Regions from separate parts of the Homo sapiens genome. Here regions 1, 2 and 4 are each linked to region 3. The links are chromatin contacts, found by Hi-C or POLR2A ChIA-PET in ENCODE. All regions are on one chromosome and are shown on one strand. Each heading gives the region's core, a stretch centred on a gene start or an enhancer-like site at or near the end of the contact. The rest is flanking DNA. Distances are from core to core; before and after follow the strand shown. Region 1 overlaps LTBP3 (latent transforming growth factor beta binding protein 3). Region 2 holds the start of HNRNPUL2 (heterogeneous nuclear ribonucleoprotein U like 2). Region 3 holds the start of GPR137 (G protein-coupled receptor 137). Region 4 holds the start of MALAT1 (metastasis associated lung adenocarcinoma transcript 1).

Region 1 (2,700 bases), core at 1-2,500, 1.3 Mb before region 3:
GTGGGGGGGGACCCCAGATAACGACGCTTCCTTTGACTTTTCTTGGCCTACCCGTTCTTCTCAGATGTGAACGAGTGCGAGGCAGAGCCCTGTGGCCCGGGGAGGGGCATCTGCATGAACACCGGCGGCTCCTACAATTGCCACTGCAACCGCGGCTACCGCCTGCACGTGGGCGCCGGGGGGCGCTCGTGCGTGGGTGAGCGCCGCCAGGGCGGAGGCGGCCCTGGGTGGGACGGGCTCTCCTCCAGACCGCCGTGTAATCCCTCCCCTTGCCCGCCGCCTCCTACACCCCCTTCGTGGCCCCTTCCTCCCGCACAGACCTGAACGAATGCGCCAAGCCCCACCTGTGCGGCGACGGCGGCTTCTGCATCAACTTTCCCGGTCACTACAAGTGCAACTGCTACCCCGGCTACCGGCTCAAAGCCTCCCGGCCTCCTGTGTGCGAAGGTGAGGGGACCCCATTCAGACCAAAGAAGGAGCTCCTTAGCTGTCTCTCCACCTGGGGTGGGGCTGGGGTGCCTGCATTTTTTTTTTTTTCCCCCGAGACGGAGTCTCACTCTGTCGCCCAGGCTGGAGTGCGGTGGTGAGATCTTGGCTCACTGCAACCTCCGCCTCCCGGGTTCAAGCGATTCTCCTGCCTCAGCCTCCCGAGTAGCTGGGATTACGGGCGCCTGCCACCACGCCTAATTTTTGTATTTTTAGTAGAGACGGGGTTTCGCCATGTTGGCCAGGCTGGTCTCGAACTCCTGACCTCAGGTGATCCACCCGCCTCGGCCTCCCAAAGTGCTGGGATTACAGCCGTGTGCCACCGCACCCGGCCTGTATGCTCGGCTCTGGGCCTCTCAGAGGTTGGGGTCCGGGAGCCTCGTTGATCTGTGTGGGAGGAAGTCCCTGCTGTGGACGCTGGGAGCCGGGCCACCCGCGTTGTCCCCAGATGGGTCCTCTTCCTTCTCCCTCCCGTGCAGACATCGACGAGTGCCGGGACCCAAGCTCTTGCCCGGATGGCAAATGCGAGAACAAGCCCGGGAGCTTCAAGTGCATCGCCTGTCAGCCTGGCTACCGCAGCCAGGGGGGCGGGGCCTGTCGCGGTGAGGGCGGGGCCCGGAGCCGAGTGGGTGGGGCCGTCAGGTGCCTCCCCCAGTCTGGCTCCGCTGGGGGCGGGGCGGGGTAGCGGTGGTGATTGGCGTCTGGGGGCGGGGCCTTCCGGGAGTAGAGGCTGCCCTCTCAACCCCGCGTTCCAGGGAAGAGACCCACACCCCCGCGAGGTGCGCGGTCCGCCTTCCGGTGGGGCAGAGTCCGAGGCTAGGTCTTTCCGCCGCAGACGTGAACGAGTGCGCCGAGGGCAGCCCCTGCTCGCCTGGCTGGTGCGAGAACCTCCCGGGCTCCTTCCGCTGCACCTGTGCCCAGGGCTACGCGCCCGCGCCCGACGGCCGCAGTTGCTTGGGTGAGCGCCAGCACCCCCGCCCCGGGCCTCCGCCGCCCCCTACGCGCTGAAGCCGGGGAGCGGGTCACGCTGTCTGTAAACAGTGGGTGGAAGGTGGCTCATTCATCCCCAGGTGACTCTGCTCACTCATTTTCTCAACGAACTTTGCCAAGGAAGGCACCACTAGAATTTCCACGTAGGAAGGGTCTCGGGGTAGAGCTCGAAGCTGCGTTTGCAAAGCATGTTACTTAAATTTGAAGGAAAAAAGATATCAAAGAATGAGGGCAGACGATAGTACTCCCCCCTGCACTCCTGTTTATTATACGCCAAGAGGCGGGGCTGGGGGCTGGGACTCATTGAAAACTGGAGAAGGAAAGACAGACTGTAGCATGCAGTGCTGGGCCTGGATGGAGCTGGGCTGCTTCCTGGAGACACAGCGGGATGGGAGGAAGGAGGCCTGGGTCATCTTAAAGAATCACTAGGAATTGGGCAAGAAAGGAGGAGAGGAACAGCATGGCAGGCACAGGGGTTGGCACTGGCAGATCAGAGGTGAGACAGAGGGTGGGGTGTTGGGGAACTGTAAGGAATGATCAGGCTATGGGGGCTGAGGCTGGCCGGGGAGGGACAGGTCCCCATCCCTTGGAGGGCCCCCTAAGTCCTGCCTGGGAGGTTGTGCTTCACCCAGAAGGTGTTAGAGGGCACCTGCAGCATTTTAAGTGTAAGAGTGACAAGATTTGCCATTTGTTTTAGAACGTTCCCTGCTGCTGATTGTGGAGGGAGGTCTGTTGCAGAGACTTAGGGCGGAGACAGTGGTGGACAGGATGAGTGGTGGGCTCAGGATGGCCATGAGACGATGATATTGGAGAAATATTAGACCTCCTGGGTTTTTTAACTGGATGTCAAGTGAAAGCGAGGGTGATAACGACCCCTCCCCGTTTCCAGTTTGGGTGAGTGAGGGGGTAGTGCTGCTCACTGGGAATGGGTCCTCATGCGTGGGCATGTTTGGGAGGGAAAATGCTGAGCTCCACATTGGACAAATTGAATGGATTGTGCCTGTGAGCCTCTCAGCAGGAGATGCCAGCATACCCACCTGGAATGATGGACCATGGACCGGGGGAGCTATGGAGTCTTGGGTGGGCCTGCTTAGCCAACCCAAGGTGGGTTGGGTAAGCAGAGCATCTAGCAGAGCCTTGTGGACACTGACAGTTCAGGGGCAGGCTGCGGAAGGCGTTGGAGGAGATGGTGGGGGAGGGATGGCAGGGGCGCCTGAGGGGCAC
Region 2 (2,837 bases), core at 330-2,829, 1.6 Mb after region 3:
GTTCAGGCGTGAGGGCCGGGCCCTGAGGTCCGAGATTAGGTAACGGAGAGGGCAGACTCGGATCCAGACCCCGCAGCTGAAGCAGAGCTCGATGGTACCTACTCACAGCATCTCGGTACTTCCCTTCCCGGTAGCGCTGGTTCCCTTCCTCCTTGTACAGCTGAGCCTCCTGCAGACGCTTCTCCATAACTGTCGCCCACGGTTCTTGCGGAACTGGGAAGTGAAGGAGCAAGTGAAGCTCTGGGGTTGGGAGCAAAATAACTGACAGTAGCAGCCAATTTAAGGAGGCAGGAAATTACCCTTCTTCCTGGAGAGTCCCCCCACAGGGACCTGCGGTTTGCTTGTTTCTACTGAAAGCCCCACCTCTCCTTTCTGCAGTCTTTTTCTCAAGAAGTGCAGGCAAGTAGTAAGGAAAGGGATGTGGGAATAATGAAGCCCAACATTAAGTGACTTCCTAAAGAGGCGATGTGGGGGTGGATGAGACTTTCCGAAGAACTCAAGCAAGGCCCTACTCAGGAATTGTTGCGGGCGTGAGAACGCCTGGGACACTGGCTTCCGCCTTTCTATTGGACCCGCCCCCCCCCGACCTGGAAGTAGAAGGGAGTGGGCGGGACTAGTGCTAAAACTCCAGAGGGCTTCAAGCAATTCTAACTCTTCTTCCTTATTCAACATTTATTTGTTGACGTCAATAAATAAACTGGGAAGCCGAGGTGAACCACCAGCGACACTGAGGTGTCCACATAAGCGTCACAGCTGCAAGCCCACCCGGCGCCGTGACCAGTTCCTCGCCCTCTGCAGATGCCCAAACCTGGAAGTCTCCTGGGCTTCGGTTTACCAGCAGGAGCAAGGAGAGGAAAGGGTCAGAGATGCGTACAGTTTGGTATCTTGAGGGTCGCGCGCATTGCGCCACACCACCCAATCAGAAGAGGCTCCGGAAAAATAATCCCGCAGAAACGACCCCGCCTCCTCAGCGGACCAACCTGGGAAAAAAAAAAAAAAAAAATTCCCCTGGCAGCTTCGCCAATTGGAAAAATCCGGACGATCACGGATGACCAATCGGAACGGCAAATGACGATTCAAGTTGTCCAATAAGAGAAAAAGGGCGGGTTCAAGGGCCTCTGTTGCTGGGTAGAAGTTGAGGCGTTGAGGAAAAAGGAGGGCCCGGATTACAGTATTTCTTCGTTCTGGGGAGCCCTTTTGCTTCCTAGCCAGAAAAACAATTGCTACTAGGCTTACATGTTGCAACACATTCTCTAATGACTTTTTTTTTGTCGTTACTGCTGCAAGCACAGACAGTAGGGAAAAGAGGCTAGCGACCCCTAAAACGCCACAGCAAATGGAAGTCAGACGGAAGTAAGGGTGGTGGGAGGGGCATGGCATCGGGGAGCTCCGGGCGGCTGCGCAGAACTCCCCGGCTGGAAGTACTGAAAGACCGGCGCGCACACGCTTCCGTGCTACGAGGCACTTGAGCTGCAGCCAGCCTTGCCCGTCTTGGACTCCACTGCGGCTGCGCGATAAAAGCACCGGCGGCGATTGGCCCGGGGGCGCCAGAGGGCGGGAGGAAGCGGGAGGAACTCCGTCGTCCTCCGCGCGCGCCTGCCCGCGGCTGGGGAACCAAGGGCCTGGAGGGGAAACAGCTCCCTGCTGCGTTGTTTTGGGCTCCGTGAGCCGAAAGGGGGAGGGGAGACGAAGGAGAAGCAAACACTGCGCAGCGGGACCGTGCGCGGCCTCCGCTCCTGCGTGCGTGCGCTCGCTCGCGCGGGCTCAGTGCTGGCGCGTGAGGCGGAGGCGGGCGGCGGCGGCGGCGCCTGCGCGGTCGGACTCGGTCGACGGTTCGCAGGGGAGGAGGCGGCGGGAGGCGGAGGAGGCGGCGGCGGCGATGGAGGTGAAGCGGCTGAAAGTGACCGAGCTGCGGTCGGAGCTGCAGCGGCGGGGCCTGGACTCGCGCGGCCTCAAGGTGGATCTGGCGCAGCGGCTGCAGGAGGCGCTGGACGCCGAGATGCTCGAGGACGAGGCCGGCGGCGGCGGGGCCGGGCCCGGCGGGGCCTGCAAGGCGGAGCCTCGGCCTGTGGCCGCGTCGGGCGGCGGCCCGGGCGGGGACGAGGAGGAGGACGAAGAGGAGGAGGAGGAGGACGAGGAGGCGCTGCTTGAGGACGAGGACGAGGAGCCACCCCCTGCTCAAGCCTTGGGTCAGGCCGCGCAGCCGCCGCCGGAGCCCCCGGAGGCGGCAGCCATGGAGGCCGCGGCCGAGCCAGATGCTTCCGAGAAGCCGGCGGAGGCCACGGCCGGGTCAGGCGGGGTAAATGGTGGCGAAGAGCAGGGCCTCGGCAAGAGGGAGGAAGACGAACCCGAGGAGCGGAGCGGGGACGAGACGCCGGGATCCGAGGTGCCGGGTGACAAGGCCGCCGAGGAACAGGGTGAGGAGCTGGCAGCCGAGCCCGGCTCCAACCTGCCGGCTGCGCCCCTGATCTAGCACCCCGCCCTGCACCGCAGGGTCCGAGTCCTTGTTCTCGCTTGCCTCAAAGTGCCATTTGATGGAACTCCTTTCATTCTCTACCCACCTTTCTGAGGGGTTAGGCCGCCTCTCGTGGCCCTACTCTTTGCAGGAGGAAGGTTCCTGCCTAACTTGGTTCCTTGGTGATAGTGGATGGCAGTGAGTGATTTTGCATGCGAACTACTTGTGAGCTACCTGTGGAACAGTCTCCCACGGTGCTTGTTATATTTTTCTTAGCTGAGAAAGTGCTAAGCAATTGGGGATTACACGGAGAACTAGGCCCACAGTTAGAGGGTCAGGTCTTTGGGCTACCTGACCTAACTTTTTCGCCGTAAAAATGTTA
Region 3 (2,820 bases), core at 320-2,819:
TAGCCTCTCAGGGAAATTGTACAAATAAAAGATGGCTGGGAAAGCTCTTTATAAACCGTAAGACACTGTACAAATGACGAGGGCATTGCGGCCCCAGGTCACCCAGGAGTGCATATGGCTTTGGTGCTTCCATGGGCTGGAGCCTCCAGCTCGCCCTCCATGGTGGATGACACTGGGGCCCTCTCCCTCACACTACCACAAGCATTCCTATTCCTGTGCCTTGCAGATCTGCAAGGCCTCTGCTGAGCCATCTGCGCCAGGTGCTTTAACTTTTCCAAGATCTTCCACAGACATTCCCTGGGTTGCCTTTGTCTCAGCCCTGAGAGGTGGGAAGGGATCTACATGGGACTGTCACCTGCCCCTGACCTGGAGGCTGAGCCCACCAGTGTCCCGAGTACTTACAAGCCTCGGCTCATCTCCGGCCGACGCTTCACCTTGGCCTTGAACACCACCTAGGAGCAGAGATGCCCTTCACTCCTGTGGGTCCTTGAGGCTTGCCACCTCCCGCCCCCCACCCGGGACCACAGTTGGTTACCTGGGCAAAGTAGAGGTTCATAAGCGTCAAGGTGAAGAACTGCAGGCAGACGGGGCAGCAGTAGAGAAGCCAGAAGGGCAAGGGCCCCAGGCGGTTGGCGCGGGGAGTATCTCGGAAGTAGAAGGAGAAGAGGGTGGTACGCAAGGCGGCCCAGAGCAGACAGAGGGCCAGGAACACCGTCTGATAGCTGAGACGCTTGTGCCCATACAGAAGCACCAGCCAGAGCTGGGCATAGACGGAGAAGAAGAGCAGGGCATACAGGGTGGTGTAGGCAGCTGTCAGCCCCAGGGTCACAGCAGGTGGCAGCGCAGGCACCAGCCCGGCAGCAGGCACCAGGCCAGACAGGTTACTCTCCATGTCAGGGAGGGAGGCCTGAATCCCGGAGACAGACAAGGAGGGACTGTCGGCGGGACCAGGGAAATAAATACGGAGGGGTGGGAATTGCAGGGTGCAGAGAGGGAGATGGGGCGCTCAGGAGGAAAGAAGTTGTGGCTGACAGGCCCCTCCTCCTCAACAGAGAGACCCTTGCCCTTGGGGAACACAGGCAGCCTGGGCCCCAGGCCCCTCACTCAGGGGCATGGAAGGGCAGTCTCTTTTCTCCAGGACAGACCGGATAGGGGTTGGGGGTGTCTCCTCCCTGGGCCTACCCCAGAGCCAAGGATGGGGGGATGCAGAGGCCCAAGGAGAGGACTCCCTGGCCTCGGTCGTTCATGTCGTCCTGGGTGGAGGGGGAGAGCCGGCTGATACCCGTCGGGTCAGGGCAGCGGCCGCTGCGAGGGGCGCCCAATGCCCCGCTCTCCCCCTCCCCAAGCTGGGGGAGGCTCTCTCTCCTCCAATAATGCGGATGGGGAGGGCCTCTGCCTCCTGTCCTCGTAATTCTCGAAAGCTGCCCCCGCCCCACCCTCCCCCACCGCGTCCACGCTCCAGCCTCAAGGGGAGGGAGGAGGCGGACGCCAGGTCCTCAGGCCGCTGATGGGAGAGCCGGCTCAGGTCGTGGGGACCCGGGGCTCCGGCTCCCCGGCTCCCGCTGCTCCGCCCCCCTCCCCCTCCGCGCCTGCGCGGGCGCCGTTCGCTACGCAAATTGCGCAGCGGCCCGGCTGGCTCCGCAGTCCAGCGCCGCACCCGGCGTGAAACCGTACGAGAATTGGCGCGAGCTGCGCCGCTGGCGGGCGCCCGGGGTTACGGGAGGCGGCAGGAGGGCGGCCGAGTTGCGGGGGCCGTGCCGCATCCAGGGGGTCCCCGGGTGGGCCGTGCCCCGTGCCGCCCGCCTTTACTTGTATGGGGGTCCGCCAGTTCCCACGCTCCTCTCTCCTATACCCAAATCGGGGTCGTGCCGCCCGGCCGGGGGCGGCAACGGATTCCCGTCCCTCGGTCTCTGAAGAAAACTTCCGCCCATAGCCAAGATGGCCCCCGGGCCCCGCCCCCGGGCCTGAACCCGCGGAGCCCCGAATCCCCCGCGCGGGCCCGCCCCTCGCCCCGGCGCGCCCGCGGCCCTGCTCACCTGGCCGGCCGCCTGCCAGGCGTGAAGCCCCCACGGGCCCTACGGTCCTCCCTCACCGGGTCCCCGGCCCTCCTCCCGCGCCCGGGCAGCCATCCCAGCCAGGGAGGAGGTTCCTTTCCTTATCTCCAGTGCCCCCGAGATGGCGCGGGAGGTGTCCCCCGAGGCGGGCGGCGCGAAGCTTCCGCGCCTGGGAGGAGGAGCGGGGAGCGGGACTTTCCGACCGGGCACCCAGTCCAGGCGGAGCGGTAACAATAGCAACAATAATCACATCCGACGGCTGAGCTTCAGTTGTGGCTGTGCCAAGCGCCTTCGCCCGCAGTAATCACTCCCTTCACAAAGTTTTCACTGGCTCCCGGGGGAGCTGTCACTATCCCCACTTCACTGGGGGGAAACTAAGGCCCAGAGGGGCTGAAGGACTTGTTGGCAGAAGTGGGTCTCCAGGTTCCAAATGGGGACCCCAGAGAATCCCTCTCCTGCTCCCACACACGCCCAAGGTGTGAGGCAGCGAGGATGTGAGCCCCGGGGCCGAAGGAGGGAGGAAAAAGGATGCGGACGAGGAGCCTTGGATCCGGCGGGGGGGCGGGGCCGGGCCGGGTTGACCCCGCCTCTGGACCTACCCGAGTGACGTTCCGAGAGGTGATTGGGCCAGGTCGCTGACAGTTCCCGTTGCCCAAGCAACTAGGGCCCGGAGCCCGGGGTGCTGGAGGGAGGCGGCAGGCCCGGGTCAGGGGCCTCGAGATCGGGCTTGGGGTGAGACCTGTGCGCCGTCACCACGGGCGGGGCG
Region 4 (2,700 bases), core at 116-2,615, 1.2 Mb before region 3:
CTGTGTAGCACCTGGGTCAGCTGTCAATTAATGCTAGTCCTCAGGATTTAAAAAATAATCTTAACTCAAAGTCCAATGCAAAAACATTAAGTTGGTAATTACTCTTGATCTTGAATTACTTCCGTTACGAAAGTCCTTCACATTTTTCAAACTAAGCTACTATATTTAAGGCCTTCCAAATTCTTCTAACTCTTCCAAAAGCCTTCTGCCTTAGTTTTTTTTAAATTACACCAGTCCTTTTAGTAGCTTTTTGATGTGATTTTTAACCAACTTCCCCTTCTAGCTTCAAGTATTCTTCTAAATTGGTTCTGGTCTACGTAAACACCCTCATCTTCTCAAGCTTTACCTTCTAACTTCTGCACCACCAGAAATTAAATTGATGGGCTTTTAAAATAAATTGGTTACCAATAATTTCCTCATTTTTTCAGTGCTATTTTATCCAATTTTTGGCTTTATATTTTTCTATCTTCTATACTTCTCCAATACTTGTCTTAGCTTGTTTTTCATTTTCTATCTGAAACTCTTGACAATATTTTCATTTTCTATCTTGTTTCTATCTTCCAATTTTCTTCTAAGTTTGTACATTTTGCCCTTAGCTTTTTGTTTCCTAGCTTGTCTTTTTTCTTCTGCTTCCTACTTTTCAGGTTTAAATTTATCTTTTTTCTTCTAAAAGTATGTTTTTATCTTCTAATTTCCCTATCTTCTCTATTCTTTTCTTCGCCTTCCCGTACTTCTGTCTTCCAGTTTTCCACTTCAAACTTCTATCTTCTCCAAATTGTTTCATCCTACCACTCCCAATTAATCTTTCCATTTTCGTCTGCGTTTAGTAAATGCGTTAACTAGGCTTTAAATGACGCAATTCTCCCTGCGTCATGGATTTCAAGGTCTTTTAATCACCTTCGGTTTAATCTCTTTTTAAAAGATCGCCTTCAAATTATTTTAATCACCTACAACTTTTAAACTAAACTTTAAGCTGTTTAAGTCACCTTCATTTTAATCTAAAAGCATTGCCCTTCTATTGGTATTAATTCGGGGCTCTGTAGTCCTTTCTCTCAATTTTCTTTTAAATACATTTTTTACTCCATGAAGAAGCTTCATCTCAACCTCCGTCATGTTTTAGAAACCTTTTATCTTTTCCTTCCTCATGCTACTCTTCTAAGTCTTCATATTTTCTCTTAAAATCTTAAGCTATTAAAATTACGTTAAAAACTTAACGCTAAGCAATATCTTAGTAACCTATTGACTATATTTTTTAAGTAGTTGTATTAATCTCTATCTTTCAAAGAGAAAAAAACTTATCTGCGGTTTCCTCAAGCTCCGCCTGCCCCCTCAGCAGAAGCCCCTGCGCTGGCTGCCTCAATGCCTACCGCACAGCTCGGGCGAGGCGTATTTATAGACGGAGAACAACTCGCATCACCGGAATTCGATCACCTTCCGCCGCCTTTGTGAGGGAGGCAAAAAGTAGTTCTTCGGTTAAAAATAGGTTCTAGTTTTACTTTTCTAGATTTTTCTTAACAGCTTATGGAACTTGAATGCAAACTACACATGCAGAAATACTTAAATTACTAGCGTGTGGAAAGATTTGAGCTGCAAACTTTAGACAAAAGAAACATGGAAATCATATTTTAAACGGGTCATCAAACACCTCACAAAACCCCCGGAACTTTTAAAATACCTCTTAAAGCACTTCTTGTGTTCTCTTGAGGGACAGTAGGTATAGTTTACCACCTTTTGAAGGAAGATTAAAGTGTGATAGTTCAGGGCTTTACTTTCCATTACGCAACTGAGCCCCAGCCTTGCAGGGACGGTTGAGAAGTGGCAAAATGGCGGACTTTCTCCCCCAACTGCTTGCAGTCCTGCGACTTGCTCCCAAGACAGCCACACGTTTTGCTTTTTTGTTCGAGAAATCGGAGCAGCACGGGCTGTCTGCTTGGGAAATCTTAGAAACGTGAAAACCCACTCTTGGAAAACGCCTCAATCCCACACCACAGAGCTGCTCCCCGCCTGAGCCCCGGGGGCCGTTGGCTGCCAGTGGCCCACTCTGATCTGCGGCCCCCCAGTTGCCGCCAGCCCCCCACGGCCCGCACGGAAATTTTTCTACCGTTTTTCAGCTTCCAGGCTCTCCTGAAAGTGCTCACAAGGCAAATCGCCATGGAAAGCGAGTTCAAGTGGCCTTTTAAAGTAGACCAACTAAGCGAATGGCTTTGTCTCCGAAGACACAGAGACCTTGGGCAGCCAGTCAGGGACACACCCAGAAGTGTTTACACTGCTCTGGGTCTGCTTTTTTAGGGGTTTTTGTTTTGCAGATTCTGTGTTATGCCTGGTTAGGTATGAGCTTCAGACCTTCTGAACCGGAGCAGGAAGAAAAATAAAAGCTTTCCTCCAAACCCCAAGACCAAACTGCAGAGTTTGAGTGGTTTTATCTAAATACCACCACCTGGAATGGCCAGCCTATAAGGACAGCTAAGATAGCAGCACAACTCGTCGCTGCGTCCCAAGGACTCTGGGAAACCTGGGCTCCCGGAGGCGTCAGAGGGGACCTGCCTTCAGGCGAGCTGAGGCTTCCCGGCGCCGGGCTTCTGCGTTGCTAAAATGGCGCTGCGCTTAAGAGGGCAGGAGAGGCCAGTTGCGGGGCCCCAGTCCTTTACAGAAGTCTCGGGCTGCAGGCTGCGGAGGGGAGAGCGGGGGCGGGGAGGGACT

The links. Hi-C counts contacts between places; a loop is a spot of excess contacts on that map. ChIA-PET counts read pairs that join two places held with the same protein, here RNA polymerase II (POLR2A). Pooled maps may share reads with other maps.
Region 1: a pooled map shows a loop between it and region 3 (6-fold over the local background). The contact joins the enhancer-like site here to the promoter of GPR137 in region 3. A Hi-C loop is called at or near these places in 1 of 50 pooled maps. POLR2A ChIA-PET finds 5 or more read pairs at or near these places in 2 of 52 experiments (WTC11 and activated B cell).
Region 2: a loop to region 3 is called in a pooled map, with 24 times the contacts of the local background. The contact joins the promoter of HNRNPUL2 here to the promoter of GPR137 in region 3. A Hi-C loop is called at or near these places in 7 of 50 pooled maps. POLR2A ChIA-PET finds 5 or more read pairs at or near these places in 2 of 52 experiments (PC-9 and activated CD4-positive, alpha-beta T cell).
Region 4: a pooled map shows a loop between it and region 3 (5-fold over the local background). The contact joins the promoter of MALAT1 here to the promoter of GPR137 in region 3. A Hi-C loop is called at or near these places in 1 of 50 pooled maps. POLR2A ChIA-PET finds 5 or more read pairs at or near these places in 3 of 52 experiments (CD4-positive, alpha-beta T cell, T-cell and activated B cell).

The regions. Positions count from the first base shown.
Region 1 is chr11:65,545,186-65,547,885 of GRCh38, reverse strand. LTBP3 (latent transforming growth factor beta binding protein 3) reads left to right here. Exons shown (of 28, transcript NM_001130144.3): 13 at 65-196; 14 at 319-447; 15 at 966-1,088; 16 at 1,322-1,444. Among named protein-coding and RNA genes, the nearest start is that of LTBP3, 12 kb to the left of the region's middle. RefSeq lists silencers at 116-295, 796-865, 996-1,295, 1,306-1,575. Within about 2 kb of position 1,250, at least 19 of the 41 ENCODE cell types and tissues checked have a DNase peak (open chromatin) inside an H3K27ac peak, as active enhancers do.
Region 2 is chr11:62,726,199-62,729,035 of GRCh38, reverse strand. It overlaps HNRNPUL2 (heterogeneous nuclear ribonucleoprotein U like 2), which reads left to right and starts at 1,579. Exons shown (of 14, transcript NM_001079559.3): 1 at 1,579-2,417. The coding sequence starts at 1,880. It overlaps TTC9C (tetratricopeptide repeat domain 9C), which reads right to left and starts at 550. Exons shown (of 3, transcript NM_173810.4): 1 at 1-550. The coding sequence starts at 187. HNRNPUL2-BSCL2 (HNRNPUL2-BSCL2 readthrough (NMD candidate)) reads left to right here and starts at 1,652. Exons shown (of 24, transcript NR_037946.1): 1 at 1,652-2,417. RefSeq lists enhancers at 169-278, 669-868, 1,119-1,168 and silencers at 1,429-1,588, 1,759-2,138.
Region 3 is chr11:64,284,597-64,287,416 of GRCh38, reverse strand. GPR137 (G protein-coupled receptor 137) reads right to left here and starts at 1,569. Exons shown (of 7, transcript NM_001170880.2): 1 at 536-1,569; 2 at 403-452. The coding sequence starts at 892. BAD (BCL2 associated agonist of cell death) reads left to right here and starts at 2,752. Exons shown (of 4, transcript NM_032989.3): 1 at 2,752-2,786. RefSeq lists silencers at 1,493-2,232, 2,583-2,820.
Region 4 is chr11:65,497,710-65,500,409 of GRCh38, reverse strand. It overlaps MALAT1 (metastasis associated lung adenocarcinoma transcript 1), which reads right to left and starts at 1,365. Exons shown (of 1, transcript NR_002819.5): 1 at 1-1,365. It also overlaps TALAM1. RefSeq lists enhancers at 1,475-1,554, 1,605-1,674, 2,235-2,304, 2,365-2,604, 2,174-2,700 and a silencer at 2,645-2,700.